3 separate regions of the Homo sapiens genome follow, and regions 1 and 3 are each linked to region 2. The links are chromatin contacts, found by Hi-C or POLR2A ChIA-PET in ENCODE. All regions are on one chromosome and are shown on one strand. The core of a region is the stretch at or near the end of the contact, and the rest is flanking DNA. Distances in the headings are between cores, read along the strand shown.

Region 1 (4,000 bases), core at 572-3,071, 68 kb before region 2:
ATTGTCTCTTTTTCTAAAACTGTTGTTAGCTTAAAGTCTGTTTTATCTGATATAAGAATGGCTACTCCTGCTCACATTTGTTTTCCATTGCATGATATATATTTTTCCACCCATTTACTTTGAGTCTGTAGGTGTCTTTAGCCGTTAGGTGGGTCTCTTGTAGGCAGCAGATGGCTGGGTCTTGTTTTTTTATCCAGTTTGCCAGTCCATGTCTTTTAAATGGAACATTTAGGCCATTTATGTTCAACATTAATATTGGTATTTGAAGTGTTATTCCTGTCATAGTGTTGTTAGCTGGTTTATTTGTAGTCTCAGTTGTGTAATTGCTTTATACAGTGAGCTTTGTCTACTTATGTATGCTGTTATGATGGTGAGTATCATCCTTTTGTTTCCATTTTTATAACTCCTTTGAGAATTTTTTTGTAGGATTTGTCTAGTAGTGGCAAATTCCCTCAGCATTGGCTTATCTGGGAAAGGCTTTATTTCTCCTTCATTTTTGAAGCTTAGTTTGGCAGAATATAAAATTCTTGACTTACGTTTCTTTTTTCTTAAAGGAGGCTAAAAATAGACCCCCAGTCTCTTCTGACTTGTAAGGTTTCTGCTGAGAAGTCCACTGTTAGTCTAATGGGATTTCCATTATAGGTGATTTGACACTTCTATCTAACTGCTTTTGAAATTTGTTCTTTCATGTTGACCTTGAATTAATCTGATGACCATTCTTTGGTGAATGTGCATCTTCTGTAGTATCTCTAATGGGTTCTCTGAATTTCTTGTATCTGCATATCTACATCTCTAGCAAGTTTGGGGAAATTTTCCTGAATTATTTCCCTTAAATATGTTTCCAAACTTATTTTTTTTCTTCTCCCTCAGGAATACCTATAAGTCCTAGGTTTAAATAATCTTACATTTCTCAAAGGCTTTATTCTTTTTTAAAAAATTGTTGTTTCTTCTTATCTGGGCTAATTCAAAAGACTAGTCTTCAAGCTCTGAAATTCTTCTGCTTGGTCTACTCTATTGTTGAAGCTTTCAACTGTTTTTTGAAATTCCTTTAGTGAACTTTTCATTTCCAAAAGTTGTTGTTGTTGTTTTGTTTGTTTTTAATATATCTATCTCATCTTTCATCTCCAGAATTACTCTTCTGGTTTTTTTGTGTTGGTTTTCAACTTTCTCTTGGCTCTCATTGAGCTTCCTTACACTTCATATCTTGAATTCTTTATCTGTCATTTCAAAGTTTTCATTGTGGTTAGGAGCCATTGCTAGAGGGCTAATGTGGATGTCACAACATTGTTTCTTCATGGAGCTGGAGTTCTTGTGTTGGTTTCTTCTCATCTGTAGAAGCGGTCACTACTTATTTTTGAATTTACTTTCATTTGCTTGGTATTTTTTCTTCCCTCCCCCACCTTGAGGATGTGACTGTTCTGTATGTTGGTTAAGTTCCTTTGTCTTGGCTTCTCTGTAGTTTTAGGGGGCCAAGGCTTTTATGAATTACTTGGTTATAGATAGCTTTAGTGTAGTGGTTTTCTCAAATGCTAGTTGTTTGTAGGTTGTAGTAACAGTGTGCTGGACCAGTGGTCAGACTCACTGTCTCCTACAGAGAAATGGGGAGGTGGAGGTTTCAGGAGGCTTATCTCATCCCCCACCGCTGTATACTGTCAGCAGGAATTACTTTGAGTTATGCAGTTCACCCTACAGGCCAGTAGGTGGCGCTTGCAGTTGAGAGGCAGTTGCAATAATAGCAGTGGAATTTTTGGCCTTTGTTGATGTGGGGAAATACCAGGGTTTCCCTGGCCATGGGCGGGATTCCCAGGGATCCCGTCCTGCACTCTGCCACCACCCTGGCTGGGGGCGGCAGAGCTGGGTATGGCTGGGTCTGGCAAGCCCGTGACCAGGCTCTCCAGGGCAGGTACAAGCACCAACCTTGGCGGGGGTCTAGGGACACCTCTCAGGCCACTGGGACAACCCTCTAGTGTGCAGCACAGTTGCCTTTCCTGCGCAACAGAGTCTCTTCAGTAGGAGGAGCAACTGGGATGCTTAGCCCAGCAGGTAGCCCTGGAGACTGCCAGCTCACACTCCCCCAACCCTGTGGTTCTCCCTCCAGCATCCAGCCCTAGCAACTGGCCCAACCAGCTAGGCTTCTCCCAAGTCATCCGCACTGCCCTGAGCTCCTGGTACTCAGGACCTCAGGACTCCCTGCAACGGAAACCAAGGCTATCAGGCCACACCCTTCTGGGTCTGGTCTCACTAAGGGTGGGGCACCCGGCTCCCATGCCACCCCTTGAACCTGCGCCACACTCTTTGCTGTGTTCAGACAGTGGGGGCTCCTCCAGTATTTGAAATCAGGCCACAAGTCTCATCTCCATAGCCCTGGGCAGTGTGCTGCGTCCTGGGGAGCTGAGACCAGGCCTCAGGGTCAAGCCTCAGCTGTGGTGGGGGACACTGAACTGCTCCCAGGCTAACAACAAAACACTTCAGGTGGGACAATGCAGGCTATTAAGCACATTTTTTTTAAGTAGGTTTGAGTCACTATAATTGAACAGGATTATTATGCGTGTTCTCTTTATGGTGAGTAGAGCCATATAATCATGTGTAGTGCTTCAGTTATCCCTTATATCAAGAAATAATATCATTAATTTAAAACAGAACTAAAAATAATGGCAGAATTACATTCCTTTTTGGTGAGATTAATTTAGCCTACCCTGGTTGGTTATGCCCTAGTCTGAAGTAAATGTAATTTACCCCAAACCTCCAGGCTTCAGGGTCTGCCCAATTTGAGGCCTTCAGGGCCACATGGAATCAAAAGCCTTTTTGTGTGAAGCCTTGGAGCCCACCTGGTACACGCTGGGTAGTGGGTTGCAGTGGAGAAGAAAGGCAAGCAGAGCCAGGGCGGGGAGCCCTGGTTAGATCCTGGCTCCAGTACTTTCCACCTCTGTGACATCGGGCAAGCTTTCTGCCTTCCAGAAATAGCTCCACCTCCTGTCAAAGGGGCAGAGACATGTGCGTGGAGTTAAGGCTTCCTTTGCCTTCCTGGCACAGCAGTCTTCCTGCTTTCTCCTCAAGGCCCCTCGGAGGCCAGGTAGGGTAGGGTAGGTCACCCAGAACAGGATTTCATCCACATGCACAACCTCATATCACGTCTTCGGGACCTTTTGCCTGCTTTGATAATTTCTCTTACCCTGTGAATGCCTCCACTTGGCCCTGTGATTACAACCTGGCTTCTCCAAAACATTTACCACGAGTATTTACCAGAGTTACTAAAAACTCCATTTTACATTACATCCTAAAAGAGCTTTTGAACTAAAAAGTATGCTAGATCATAATTAAGCACTGGGATGAAACTGGTCGCAAGAGCTGCTGGCCCAGAAGCCCTCAGATGTCTCGGTTTCTGTGTGAAGGTCTCAGGGTAGGTGTGGATCTCGGGTACTGTGGGTCAGTGTGTGCACCCTGGAGGCTGGGCCGTCTGTCCAGGGACATCTTATGCTGCAGAGGGCTCGAAGAGGACAAAGAGAGTGCCCCATTTGCTATTTTTACAAGGCGATTACTGCTGAGCCTTGAGCAAAGACTCACAGCCAGTCAGGAGGTCTTTTGGATGCAGTCATGAGATTCCCTGAGCCTGTAAGTTATCCAAGAGCAAGGTCTAAGACTGTGGCAGGAAGCAAGAGTGAGGGTCTGTGCTAAGATTGACAGCAAGGAGGGGCCTGAATGACTCCCACACACACAACAACCCCGTGGGGGCCACTGAGACAAAAAACCAGGTGCCCCAGAGTGGAGTTTGGGGCCGTGGAGATATAATGATCTACCTTCAACTCCAATTGTTCTTAAACTTCTTCCTTTAAGTTTGCAAAAAAAATTAAGCTCTTGCTTTTTTGTCTATGCAGTGAATATGTAAAAAGTGACAACAGAAAGTCTGGGAACAGTGGAACCTTCTATTAGCACTTCAGGGCTTTTATAACGGGATTCAGTGCCAAGCCAGCCAGAGGCCTGGGTAGCTTTGCAAACCATT
Region 2 (4,167 bases), core at 1,668-4,167:
TTTGCTCTGGCACACAGTGGTCTCAGCAGGAAGCCCCGTCTCTTCTGCTCCCAGGAGCCACACTCAGGTGCACTGTGAATCTCTTTCACAGTCACGTCTGCACCTGCAGTCTCCCTCCTGCAACATGCACACTGTTGCGACTGACTGCAGGCCACTCTGGCATCATGAGAGATGGCCGTTGCTGCTCCTGTGGAAGAGCAGACTCACCCTCTTCCAGGAACAGCCTTGGCTGCAACCCATGCTACCTTCCCCTGCCCTGGGGCATTACAAGGTCACACGAGATCAGCCTTTCTCAACCAGGGGCAATTTTGCCACCAGGAAACATGCAATGCCTGGAGACATTCTTGGTTGTCACAACTGGGGACTACTGGCACCTAATGAGTAAAAGCCGGATGCTGCTAAACATTCTATAATGCACAGGACAGCTCCCATCACAGAGAATTATACACCCTTAATGTAATAGTGCTGGGATGGTTAATGTTATGTGTCGACTGAAGTGGGCTAAGAGATGCCCAGAGGGCCAGTAAAGCAGGATTTCTGGTTGTGTTCATGAGGGTGTTTCTGGAAGAGATTGGCATTGGAATCTCCAGAAAGTAAACAAGATCCATCCTCACCAGTGTGGGCTGGTAACATCCAGTTTGTTGAGTGCCAGAATAGAACAAAAAGGTGGATGAAGGGCAAATTCTTTCTCTTCTTGAGCTGGGATATCCATCTTCTCCTGCTCTTGGGCCTTCAAACTCAGGATGAATTACACCACCAGCTTATCTAGTTCTCCGGCCTGTAGATGGAAGACTGTGGGACTTCCCAGCCTCCATAATCACATGAGCCAATTTCTACAATAAATCTCTTCTTATATTCCTATATCCATATCCTATTATTTCCAGTTTTCTGGAGAAACCTGACTGATAAAGTGCCATGGTTGGGAAATCCTGCCCTAGATTTCTTTCTTTGGTCCTCGAAGCCTCACCCCTATTCCCCATAAATCCCACACCTGCAAGAAGAAAGGAAATGTAAAAAGAGTCCCTTCTGGGAACGGATGCTGATTCCTATGTAGATTTCTCTATTGAGAGATAACTGTTGCTCAGTAGTTGGACACTACTAGTTCACTTTTTTGAGGATTTCAAAACTGAGGTCTCTCTTCTCTATGGATGTTTTTTTTCCAGTCCTATTGCTTCAAATATCATCTAAACACTTTCAACCCATAACTTTATTTCCTGTCTGGGCCTCTTTTTCTGAGCTGTACTGGACATCTCAAATCACACGATTTGTGGATATCTGAAATTTAATTCCCAAACTGAATCCTTGGTGTCCTTCACCTCCCCACACCCAATACTGGTCCACCCCAGTCTTCTTCCTCTCAGTCTATGACCGTCATCCCCTGCCCACTGGCTTCATCACTGGGTAGTCGTTCCATCCCCTTGACTCCTCCCCTTGTCCAGCAACCTCCTAACATGCACACACACACACGCACTTATGGGGAATATTAGCACGCTTCTTCATCTCAAGCCCCCCCTCCCTCCCCCAGCCCATCTCCTAGAATGGATTCACTTGAATTCACTCCTGGTTTGCAGGAAAGTGCAGAAATCCAAGGAATGTGGTGGGAATTGGTGGTCCAACTTAAAGGGTCTAACCCTTTCACCCTTATCTCCCTCTGATCCATTTTCTACCCCAGAGCCAGAGTGATCTTAAACCATAAGTAAGCTAAGGTTACTGCTTTCTAGAAACACTTCAATGCCTTCTATTACAGTTGGGGGGATACAAATTACGTAACGTGGCTTGCAAGACTCCCCCTCCCCTACTTTGAATGGTCCTTAGGAGTTGGCCTTCTGTCAGGGCCTGGGAGATGCCGAGCTTGATCCTCAGTAACTTTGCAGAGGCTGTTCCCTCTTTGGAGCCCTTCCCTCACTCTTCCCCTTACCAAGGACAATCACTTCTTCGGTTCTCAGCTCCTGTGAGACCCCAGGCGGGAGCATTTGGGTGTGCGTCATTGGAGGGCTCACTTGCCATTCTTTCTCTTTTCCCTCTTTCCTCCAATGGCTCCTGTGGAGGTTTTGAGACTCCTCAATGTCACTCTGCTTCTCTCTCCAGTTCCAGTCCTAACAATAGGAACCCTAGGTGCCCCGCCCCAGCCTGCTCCAGTCCCCTAGGATAGAGCAAGGAGAGCTCTTCCCTGCATCTAGCCTGTGACAAATGGCTCTAGTGACAGCCCTCTCTGCCTTGTTTCCAGTCCTTTAATGAGCTGCCCGCAGCCAGCCTCACTCTCACTCTGCTCTTCACACCCACTGAGCCCCACGCTTGGAGCTGCTGGGGGTCTGCCAGAAAGACCAGCTCCTAAGATCCCTGCAGGCTGTGCCTGCTCAACTTCTCAATGTGGCTTTCTCAGCCCTGCTTTGTGCTCTCATAAAATTCTATCGACTTTGGGGTTTTTTTATAAATTTGTCCAAATTCCACTCAGAGTATTGTTTCATGCATCTCAACTATGATTTTGATGGGTTTGGGGAAGGAAGGTGAGTTCCTGGGTTCTGCTGATATCTGAACCTGGAAATCTTACCCATATTGCTGAGTGCTGCACCGGGAAGTGCAGGCTTACTTTGGGGCTGCCTTCAGGGGCAGGAGGCTGTGTGCAATGCAGGCATCACCTGGTGCAGGGCTGGAACATATCAGATGACTTAATGGGCTCCAAACTTGAAATCAGGGCTGCTTAGTAAAAGATGGGATGTATGTAGAATTACATAAGAAAGATCCAAGCTTCCAGGATTTGGAATGAAACAGTCTCTTCAGAATGTGCTCTCAGGATTCCCAGAGGCGAGCTATTTCTCAAGATTTCCTTGACCTTTGTCACCATCAGGAATTAATGTTTAACTGGCACATGTGGCTGGAAATGCAAGAAGAGGGAAACGTGTGGCTTGGAGTTTCAAGAAGAGTGACTGTCTCAGTGCCGAGTGCCTCAGCAGCTTCTCCACATGCTCTTCAGTCCCCAAAGTTGGAGAATCCCATCAAGGAGAGTAGCCCTGTAAGGAATTCGAATTTCCAGCATGTAAGTCTCTGATTTTATACCTACTCAGATTGTAGTAGTGGAAAACAGCAACATGTACCTTGACTCTCTGGCCCCATGTTACTGAACATTTGCTTAAAGGTTAACTCACTTGAGGGAGCTTGTGTGGTGCTTTCTCTTCTGCTGCAGGCTGGCAGGGGTTTTTGTTCAGTGGGGGCTGTGCACTTGGTGGCTCTCCATGCACACACAGTCACTCCAGTGACACATGTTTGATAGGTGCTGGGAATGATTTCATGACTGGCTCAGTAGCAAATGCGGGCCAGATGTGATTCTATTTTTTCCATGCACCACCAGGGATGGTGTTGGGTATTTTATTCCCCCAGCCTCTGTTTCTTCTGTAAATGAGGATTTTCTTAGTATCTACCTTGTGAGGATTAAATCCCATGATTTTATGGAGGTGATTAGTAAATGTGAACTCTGCCCTTCCCTTTATAACATCTGAGGCTCCGTCAGGGCTCTCTCCTTTTGGTGTATGTTATAGTTTACTTAGAGGTCAATTTGGTGTCTACCTATGCAGTGTGATTTGAGGAGAATTAGAAGATCTTTCCCACCAACTTGCCATGCTGAGTACAATTCCCATCTGAAAACATATGCGGATAGGAATTTCTATTGGGAGAATTGTTCGGTTATCGACTTCAAGGAGTCGAAGTTCTCCTGGTTTTAAGTCTGTTGTCGGAAGTATATAAGAATCAAAGCTTAATCGATGGAAATCATTGCTCTCCATCATGCGTGAGTTAAAACCATTACTTCTGAGTGGTCAGTTTACATTGGGCTCTGTCTAGAAGGTTTGCCTTCTTCACCTCCAGTCACATCCCCATTTCACAAGTGAGCAAACAGCCAGAGGAGGGGAGGAGGATGGCATAAGATCTTGCAGCTGGCAGAGACGAAATGTGAATGTAGCCCGTTTGCACTTGGTGCTGTCGGGCAGCCAAGCAATCCAGTGTGTAGGTCCAGGGCGACAAGCGCTGCTCCCATGGCTGGGGTAAGTCCCTCCAGCATTCAGCCTTGCTCCCTGTGCTTATCTGGATGCGGTGTAGGATGAAGATGACCCTATAGAACTCTACCCTGGAAGTCCTGGCAAAGTGGATATGTGACATTTTTGAAACCAGGGA
Region 3 (3,701 bases), core at 147-2,646, 97 kb after region 2:
AAGATGGTCACAGTAGAAACATCACATAGGTTGTGCTTTAGCCACATCTAGCCAAGAATGAAGTTCATTGAGCAATGGCAATTATGAGAACATAAGGACTGTGTTTTTCTCCCCCAAAATTGCCAGAATAAGATAGATATTCCCTAGTCCAGTGGTTCTCAGACATGCTTCCAGACCAGCAGTGCCGGCCTGCAGTGGGGCCCAGCAACCTCTGTTTTAACAAGCAAACCAGACACCTTCTCTATGCACTAAAATTTGAGAACCACTTATCAGCTCCAAGCCCCACTCCCCTGCTTTTTTTTTTTTTTTTTTTTTTAAAATAACAATTGGCTGGGTGTGGTGGCTCACGCATGTAATCCCGGCACTTTGGGAGGCCGAGGTGGGCAGATCATGAAGTCAGGAGTTCTAGACCAGCCTGGCCAACATAGTGAAACCTTGTCTCTACTAAAAAAAAAATACAAAAAATTAGCCAGGCATGGTGGCAGGCACCTGTAATCCCAGCTACTCGGGAGGCTGAGGCAGAAGAATCACTTGAACCTGGGAGGCAGAGGTTGCAATGAGCAGAGATTGTGCCACTGCACTAAAGCCTGAGTGACAAAGCAAGACTCCGTCTCACCAAAAAAAAAAAAAAAAAAAAAAATGAGGAAACTGAGTCCTGAATATGAGCCTGGATCTGCCTAGAGCCACCCGTTTAGCCAGCTGCAGAAGGCCTGCTGCTGTTCTGCTGGCTCTCTCTGATCCTGGTGTCCTTCCTAAGCTGTGGCCTCATCTTGATGGACAGAGGTCCCCAGGCTTCATGGGAACAAGCACACTTATGATATTCAGCCTTAGTGATGGTAACAGCCCTCCATTTTAAGTCCTGTTGCCACTTCACAACCAGGTGTGCAGGGGCAGGTGTCCCCAGCCACCTCCTCTGTGGCACAGCATATATAAACACATCCATCTGCAAGCTTCATAGAATGCCTAGGATGTGCCATGAACTGCCTACTCCCAAAGCTTCGGTGAGGACAGTTCCAGGAGCTGCCGAGCACTATGAGGACCTGTTTGGGGGCGAGAACTGGGAAAGGAGTATGTATATGAATTCCTGGGTAGGAAATCCCCCTCTACCCATTTGAGACGAATTCAGCTTTTTTGGGGAAAGAAAGCCAAAAAATAAGGGATTTATCTCCCCACAATGATGACGTCTTTAAGCTCAAGGACAACTAGTTATGATCATGCTGGCTCCTGTTTAAAACACACTCCACTTCTTTCTTAAAGGGGACCCAATCCTGCCTTAGGAGCAGAGTCCAGCGATGCTCAAAGCCTGTCTCCTTGGGCGGGAACCGGCTTTCGGGATCGCCCATGAGGCCGAGGTCTTTGGCGCTCTCTGGTGGCATGACGAGGAACCACTCGTATGACACGTGTTTTTGTCCCAGCCACCCCCTGCCCGCGAGGCGCCGCGTTTCCGCAGGTCCTCCCCAGCACCTGCAACATGGGGGCCCTGCTGTATCCGCGGGCTTAGAATGAGCAAGGCACGGGCCTACGCCACGGAGGGCTCCTTCTCCTAGGATCACATGCTGTCTGAATAGCTTCTGAGTTCTATAACTATTTGGAAGTGAAATAAGGTCAGTGTGATATTCAATGAGAGGAAGGCCGTTTCTGAATGTGACAGAGCGGACAGGATGCCCAGCTCTAGGTGGCAAACGCGGAGGAGGAGCAACAGCTGTGGCAGCCACAGAGCTGCAGCTCCATCAGGCTGCCTTAGAATCCTAGCTCAGCCAAGGCCTCCGGGTGCACCTTGGGCATGTCGCTCACCCTCTCCCAGCCTGTTTTCTTATCTCCAAAATGGGGATAATCATGATATCTTCTGTGTTGTGGGCTGTCCTGAGGATGCCGCAGTGGTGAGCGCTGGCACCTCAAGCACAGAGGAGCAACTCGATGGGCATTAGCCATTGTCTCTTCCAGAATGATCAAATACCTCCTCACGGTGTTTATTCTAACATTATAAAAGACAGTTTGGGTGGGATAAGAATAGTCCCATGAACAGAAGAAAATGACAATTGGTGTTCTGAGGACACTAGACCTGTGCTAATGTAGGGAATGAGTTTCTTAGCCTGCCTGGAAACAGCTGGTCAGTGAACGGTAAAAGCACTTGAGGAAAATTGCCAAGAGCGTCTAAATGAATTATACATGGGCAGTCTAATAAGGTTTTCTAGGTAGTTAAGTTCTGAATTAAATGGCCATGAGAAAAACAGATTTTCCCTTTCCTCTTTGAAGCATGTCCAGCTGTCCCATGAGTTTGAGTCACTGGTGCGCCAGGATCCCCGCTTTGAAATCTGTGTGGAAGTCATTCTGGGGCTTGTCTGCTTTCGGCTAAAGGTTTGTCTACATCTATTCCATTCTTCATTTTCTGTGAATGTGACAGAGGGGAAAGTGTTGTTCATTACCTCCATGCTCAAACACTGGCACTGGCTCTCCAGAGATGGCAGAGCAAAGCCTGCATTCTTTGGCCCACCGGCCTGCCCTGCCCCATGCTACACAGCCTTGTTTCCACGCACAGCGGCTGTTCCCGCTTCCTCAAGCCTGCCATGAGACTTCTAACTTACATAGCTTATTGGCCGCAGAATCTTTACCATTTTTCCTTCCTCAAGGCTCCATCCCACACCTCTGCCACTGGCCCTCCTTGGAGGACAGCGGCCTGTCCATAGCCTCACTAATCTGAGTGTCTTCTGTGGATCAACAGCATCAGCATCATCAGCATTGTCTGGGAGCTCCTTAGAAAAGCCAGTCTTGGGCCCCACCCTAGAGCTGCTGGCTGCGCACCTTTACAAGATGCCCACACAGGAGTCTGTTTGACACTGTGTTGTGGCGTGCTGTTATTTTGCTGCCTGATGCTGTGCATTCACCAGGTGAGGGCAGGCTGGCCCACACGGGTTGGGGCATAAGCCATCTCTACTGAGAATCATGATACAGTTCTCAAAAAGGCTCTAAGATGCACTGCACACATGCCCCTTGGTAATCTCCCTTGTGTACACAGAGCCAGGTGAGACCAAATGCTCTGTTTGGTTTATAAGGTTTTTTTTTTTTTTTTTTTTTTTTCTTTTTGGAGACAGAGTCTCCCACTCTGTTGCCCAGGCTGGAGTGCAGTGGTGTAATCTCGGCTCACTGCAACCTCTGCCTCCCGGGTTCAAGTGATTCTCCTGCTTCAGCCTTTTGAGTAGCTGGGATTACAGGTGTGCGCCACCACGCCCAGCTAATTTTTGTATTTTTAGAGATGGGGTTTCACCATGTTGGTCAGGCTGGTCTCGAACTTCTGACCTCGTGATCCACCCGCCTCAGCCTCTCAAAGTGCTGGGATTACAGGCGTGAGCCACTGCGCCCGGCTGAGGTAGCTTTTAATTCACAATCATTTCAAGCCTTTCCAGGAGGCTTCCTTGTTCAAATTAAAGACAGCACTCAGGAGAAGGAGCAGGCTGGGGTCAGTGTCATTGTCAAGGGGCTGCCAGTCAGAGTGTGGCACTGCCACTCCACCTACTATGTCCTTTTGCCTCACCTGACTCTTGGAGCTCTGAGGCGAGGAGGAGCTGCAGCCGTGGGAAAGCCTGCAGGTAGCAGAGCAGGAGAGGAGACTTGAGCCCTTGGAAGAGCACAAAGTGATGAGACCTGGGAGGTGCACAGAGGACCGAGAGGGCAAGACACGCTCTGGATGTTTGTGGGAGGAG

What was found. Hi-C counts contacts between places; a loop is a spot of excess contacts on that map. ChIA-PET counts read pairs that join two places held with the same protein, here RNA polymerase II (POLR2A). Pooled maps may share reads with other maps.
Region 1: a loop to region 2 is called in a map with no recorded cell type, with 2.9 times the contacts of the local background. The contact joins the enhancer-like site here to the promoter of DDC in region 2. A Hi-C loop is called at or near these places in 2 of 168 maps with a recorded cell type or tissue (CD8-positive, alpha-beta T cell and endothelial cell of hepatic sinusoid), 2 of 37 single-sample maps with no recorded cell type and 4 of 50 pooled maps. POLR2A ChIA-PET finds 5 or more read pairs at or near these places in 3 of 52 experiments (MCF 10A, Panc1 and SK-N-SH).
Region 3: a map of K562 shows a loop between it and region 2 (3-fold over the local background). The contact joins the enhancer-like site here to the promoter of DDC in region 2. A Hi-C loop is called at or near these places in 5 of 168 maps with a recorded cell type or tissue (Caco-2, K562, PC-9 and 1 more). POLR2A ChIA-PET finds 5 or more read pairs at or near these places in 3 of 52 experiments (Caco-2, SK-N-SH and activated CD4-positive, alpha-beta T cell).

The regions. Positions count from the first base shown.
Region 1 is chr7:50,630,797-50,634,796 of GRCh38, reverse strand. The region is part of intron 7 of GRB10 (growth factor receptor bound protein 10); the gene reads left to right. Among named protein-coding and RNA genes, the nearest start is that of DDC, 67 kb to the right of the region's middle. Within about 2 kb of position 1,821, at least 3 of the 41 ENCODE cell types and tissues checked have a DNase peak (open chromatin) inside an H3K27ac peak, as active enhancers do.
Region 2 is chr7:50,564,155-50,568,321 of GRCh38, reverse strand. It overlaps DDC (dopa decarboxylase), which reads left to right and starts at 2,917. Exons shown (of 15, transcript NM_001082971.2): 1 at 2,917-3,037.
Region 3 is chr7:50,465,871-50,469,571 of GRCh38, reverse strand. It overlaps DDC (dopa decarboxylase), which reads left to right. Exons shown (of 15, transcript NM_001082971.2): 13 at 2,257-2,358. Among named protein-coding and RNA genes, the nearest start is that of FIGNL1, 17 kb to the right of the region's middle. Within about 2 kb of position 1,396, at least 2 of the 41 ENCODE cell types and tissues checked have a DNase peak (open chromatin) inside an H3K27ac peak, as active enhancers do.